2 separate regions of the Homo sapiens genome follow, and region 2 is linked to region 1. Evidence: chromatin contacts called from ENCODE Hi-C or POLR2A ChIA-PET data. All regions are on one chromosome and are shown on one strand. Each heading gives the region's core, a stretch centred on a gene start or an enhancer-like site at or near the end of the contact. The rest is flanking DNA. Distances are from core to core; before and after follow the strand shown. Region 1 overlaps LINC00616 (long intergenic non-protein coding RNA 616). Region 2 overlaps LINC00499 (long intergenic non-protein coding RNA 499).

The links. Hi-C counts contacts between places; a loop is a spot of excess contacts on that map. ChIA-PET counts read pairs that join two places held with the same protein, here RNA polymerase II (POLR2A). Pooled maps may share reads with other maps.
Region 2: a pooled map shows a loop between it and region 1 (2.2-fold over the local background). The contact joins two enhancer-like sites. A Hi-C loop is called at or near these places in 1 of 50 pooled maps. POLR2A ChIA-PET finds 5 or more read pairs at or near these places in 2 of 52 experiments (CD4-positive, alpha-beta memory T cell and PC-3).

Annotation. Positions count from the first base shown.
Region 1 is chr4:138,034,483-138,037,182 of GRCh38, reverse strand. The region is part of intron 8 of LINC00616 (long intergenic non-protein coding RNA 616); the gene reads left to right. All of the region lies in intron 3 of LOC105377447 (a long non-coding RNA gene), which reads right to left. Among named protein-coding and RNA genes, the nearest start is that of SLC7A11-AS1, 53 kb to the left of the region's middle. Within about 2 kb of position 1,267, at least 2 of the 41 ENCODE cell types and tissues checked have a DNase peak (open chromatin) inside an H3K27ac peak, as active enhancers do.
Region 2 is chr4:138,346,839-138,349,538 of GRCh38, reverse strand. All of the region lies in intron 1 of LINC00499 (long intergenic non-protein coding RNA 499), which reads right to left. Among named protein-coding and RNA genes, the nearest start is that of LINC00498, 36 kb to the right of the region's middle. Within about 2 kb of position 1,323, at least 3 of the 41 ENCODE cell types and tissues checked have a DNase peak (open chromatin) inside an H3K27ac peak, as active enhancers do.

The DNA.
Region 1 (2,700 bases), core at 18-2,517:
TATAATTAGAGTATAATGAGCAGTGAGGATGACCAGAGGTCACTTTCATCACCATCTTGGTTTTGGTGGGTTTCGGCCAGCTTCTTTACTGCAAACTGTTTCATCAGCAAGGTCTTTATGACCTGTATCTTGTGCCAACCTCCTATCTCATCCTGTAACTAAGAATACCTAACCTCCTGGGAACGCAGCACAGTAGGTCTCAGCCTTATTTTACCTAGCATCTATTCAAGATGGAATTGCTCTGGTTCCAACATCTCTGACAAGACATAAAGGCGACCGTTTACAGACACTACTAAGCCCGCCTCACAATTCTGAGAAGTCAACTATCTGTTAAAAATTATTATGTATGTATATATCTCTTAGTGCTTCCGCTTCTTTCACTGAAACTCAATGATACAAACATCAACAAATCTTTTTTGTTTTTTTGTTTCCATTGAAGAACTTTCTAAACATAACTCTGAAGCACAATTATACAAAAACAACAAACAAAAACACTTTTGGGGTGAGGCTGGAGAAGGACAAAGAGGTTGGGGTATATAGAGAATAATCTTCTGTACCTTTATTGTAGAGGGACCCTGAAGAAACTTGAGACAGAAAATTATAAAAACAAGATTCCTCTTCCGTGTCACACTCTCCTTTTCAAAGCCATGACCCCTGGGGAGACTAAGACACTCTTTCACTGGGACACAGGAGAGCACCAGGGAGCTAAGATGGTGTCTCTGGACCTCCATAGAAACCCATAATGAGTAAGACTCTCAGCTTCATCACTTTTAACTTTGAGACCTTGGGAAGGCTACTTAACCACTCAGTTTCCTTCTAACTTAGGACACTATTCTGAGATGATAACATTTGTGCTAGCTGTTATCATTATTATTCCCCCATCTTGCCTCAGGAGTTCAGTTTCCTCCACATTGGGAAGTTTGTGATGAGCTGAGAAAATGTTGCAGGCAGCCCTACTCGGCTGACTCAACACTGGCTATTTTGGTCCCCAGTGTCAGGGTTGCTGGCCTTCCATATATCAGTGTTCCTCTTACAGATTTCTGAGGTCCCCAGATCTTGTACTGGTTTTCTGGGTCTTCTGAAGTTGGCTCCAAACCAAACTGTTTGCTATGAGCCATCATAATGCTTTCTCCAAGAGGAAACAGTGTTTCCCTAAGTTGTAACATTTCCCATTGTCCCTCTGAGGAGATTGGGCCTTTGGGTCCCTCAAGAACCCTGCTTTTATAGGTTTATTGCTCCATCTGCTGGAAAGATGTATAATACAAGCAAGATCTGGGGGCTGAGATCTCACTGGATGCCTGGCACTGGGCTAAGATCTGCACCCACATTACCTGGTTTCACTTCCACAAACACTCTATCAGTTCTGTCTTACAGCAGATAAAACTAATGCTTACAGGAAGTGACTTCTCTCTATCATTCAGCTGGCCTGCCAGCATTGGACCCAGCTAGTCTGGCTCTGGAAAGTGCATTTTATCACTATTCTATAACCATAGCTGATTTGGGCTCCGTTAGGGTTGGAGTAGAAATCTTTCCTACCCACTAATAAACGTATGTATTCTATGTGTGGTCTTCTCAAAGGAACTCACACATTCAGAGAAAAATATCTACTTCATAGAATTTCGAGGAGTCGAGAAAATATTTTAATGCAAGCAATCTAGCTTAGTGTCTGACATGTAGTAAGTTCTAAATAAATGCTATTTACTTTACCTTCCTCTAGATCCTTATAGTGCCCTCTCACTTCCATCTAACTGTGGGAACATTTCCTATAGCCCTAGAGCATATTTCTGAAGAACTAAAGATGTTTTAACCCTCTTTTATCATGGGACCCTAATCATCATACTTTGAGTTCCCATTTCCAGTTCAGAAGGCTCTGCCTCAGTTTCCTCCCCATCACAAGACCAAAAGGCCCTTAATGCAAGTAAGATCCTTGAGGACTTGCTTTGATATTTCAGTGTTAACAAGGCAGGGACAAGATCTGTCTGCTCTTCATTCCTAACTTCCTAGGTACTAGATTTAGCAGTGTTAGCACTAGCTCATATTTGCAAATCTCCTTGCAAGTCCAGATTTGCTCCTGTACAAAGGAGGTGATTCAGAATGCCTTTCCTTTAGATTAGTATGTAATGCAATGTCATGTCGATTAGTCAATAGAAAATATGAATCAGCATGTTTGCTATCAGATCAAAACGACTTGCAACATATATTCATCATTGAGGGGTTTGGCCTTTATTACCAGTGCTGGGAAAATGCCTGGATATTTAAATATTTAAATGCCTGGATATTTAAATATCTATGTCTTTCCCAGTTTAAACTTCCTGTGCAAATTAAAGAGGCTCGACCCAGTGACCTCTAAGGTTTATTTATCTTAAATTCAGGTGCTTTCATATTTCATATCTTGTTCATATTTACCAAAGAATAACCTTGGCACTTTGCTGGGTATCTCATTAAGATTCAAAAATAGGTACCAGTGTTCTTACTAATTCTAGCTTGAAAACTATAATTAATAATATACAAATTTAATTTATGGTATTTTAGTGACATTTTATCATACTTTTATTGCAAGGAAATTTGCTTTTTTTAACTCCTGGTTTATCAATGTTTACTTTTTTTTTTTTGAGATGGAGTCTTGCTCTGTCACCCAGGCTGGAGTGCAGTGGCGCTATCTCAGGTCACCACAACCTCTGCCTCCTAGGTTCAAGCGAT
Region 2 (2,700 bases), core at 74-2,573, 310 kb before region 1:
CTCATCATTAATTCAGCTTTTATTTTTGACAAGTGCCCAAAGCCCCCATTATTGCTTTAGCAGTCAGTCACTTGACATCTATTGAGTACCTACTATGAACACACCCTTGAAGGAGACTAATGAAGTTTTCTAGTGTTTATGTTGCTCCCAAACTATAGGCTAATGTGCATGTTCACGTTCTTAAATATGTCTAAAGCCCTAACACCTGTCTTTCCTTGGGGTGTTCACTCACATCTATGTAATAAGTGAAATAAAAGGTACATAAAAGTGAAGCTATGTTAGGATCAATCTTGTGACACTGTGTATGATGTTACCATAAGTATGTGCTTTATACCTCATTATTCACAGTTTGTAGAGACTAGGAAATACCTATGCTAAGGAAGACAGACATTAAACAATTAAGGGACATTAAAAAATCCAAATTAATAAACACTTCTCTGGCACCCACTGTCTGCCAAATATCATGCTAGATTCTGGGCATGCAAAAGTGAATATGTCCCTCCCTCACAGAGTTCATCATCTACCAAAGAAGCTCCCATGCTAGTTTTGTATGAACTAATTCTAGTATCTTCGTAAAAGTGTCTTTATTATTTTTTATTTCAATAGCTTTTGGGGTACATGTGGTTTTTTGTAACATGGATGAATTATATAGTGGTGAATTCTGAGATTTTAGTGTTCCCATCACCTGAGTAGTATACATTGTACTTAACGTGTAGTGTTTTTATCCCTAGCCCCCCTCCCACCTTCCTCCTTCTGTGTCTCTAAAGTCCATTATATCACTCTGTATGTCTTTGTGTACTCATAGCTTAGCTCCCACTTATGAGTGAGAACATATGATTTTTGGTTTTCCACTCCCGTGTTACTTCATTTAGAATAATGGTCTCCAGCTCCATCCAAGTTGCTGCAAAAGACATTATGTTGTTCCTTTTAATGGCTGAGTAGTGTTCCATGGTGTATATATACCACATTTTCTTTATCCACTCATTATAACTGTTTTTATTAAAGCAATTGTGCCACATGCAGGGTTAGGGATATTACTATATAACAATAAGGGGTAAAAATTAAAATATTGGGATCCAAAAGGCACCAAGGGCACTCTACCTCCCTGTGACATCTGCCATCCTGCTAACGTGCATTGATGTGCATGTGGCTGGCTTGTGAGTCATTTTCTCTTACTTCCTCACAGATTTCCTTTCAAGCCATGTTCTTAGAGAGGCTGCTCTTCCAGCCACATCCTGCCCTTGAATGAAGTCTTTGTAATGAGCTGAGTTCCCTCCTTTTACCTGTAAAACAATCTCAAGGTCCATTCATGAAGAACAGAGTCCTCATTGTTCCAAGTCCCACAAATGATATGATGTTTTTCAAATGGCCAATGAAAAGCTGGAAACTTCTTAGGAGCCCTTGGTAGCCCTGTGGCCTTTCCTTTAGCTAGATTGTCGTGAGGTAGAGAGGATCTGGGTTGTATCTACTAACTGAACTTACGCTAAGGCTACTTCAGAGGTATACCTGGGTGTGGTCCACAGTTAACTACTTGGAATTGCAACTCTTATTCATTAAGGCAAGAACCAGAAATCAAACTCTCTTGATGACACTTGGTGGAAAGTCAATTCACCCAGGAAAACTCAGGGACAAACCAACTACTCTCAGATTAAGGAAGTGGAGAAGAAACTACAAAGCTTCCATACAGCATAGGCTATGGAAGTTTACAAGTATCTCATATTGCACTAGAGTCTGTAAGATGATTGGAACAACCCTCCATACATAGGCATAAAACAACATTCTTTTGAATAACAAAATACTTTGGTTTCAATATTTGATAGAGGCAGTTAATGTGAACAGGAAGATGATGTGTTTCAGGATGTTTACTTATTGCAAACACACATTTAAATCAATATTCCCACCCAGGATTCACTGTGTATATGGGTTCAGGTGCATTTTGCTTATGGTGTTGGAAAATTAATCAAAAATTACATTGTCAAAAAGTGGTGAAATTCCACACATTTGGACTATCCATTTCAAGGCCTGCTTCTAACACAGAATAAGCACTTGTGAGCTATTTTAGTGTGGTAGAAATAGAATTATAATCCAGAATTCTGCACTTTTATTCTGAAAGAAAAATATCCTAAGCTCTGCTAGTTGAAAATAACTTGTATAGTTCCATGTGTCAGATCTTCTTCAATTACACAGCTGCAGATTATACCTTAGTTCTCCAGAGATGCTATACAGGTTTTGCTGTACAAACAGACTTGCCACGGAGACTGCAATTACCCTGCCTTTTGAGATTTATAGCATATTACTCAATTTTAAGAAATATGAGCAATTTTCAAATATTTTAAATATTTACTATTTCACATGTAATTAATAACTACAGTACCTCAGCCTTAATTAAATTACAGCTTCTAGTATCATTTTATATTGAAGGCTTTGGTATCTTTATGGATTAATGGCATAAGCTAGGGTACAAAATTCTTGAATTTTATAGTAGTAAATTACAGCTAGCTTGCTTTGTGCCTGGAGATGTGTTTCAGTTTTCTTTACTTATATAATTCATGTATTTCTTCTTGACCCACTTTATATTCTTGTCCTTTTAGGTTGCAGGGTTATAATTAAGGATTACTTGGAGGCCAGATTCTTCGTTCTTTTGCCTGTCTGTCTAGCTGTTACTTTGTTTGAAGAATACAATGTTCTCATCATTCCTAG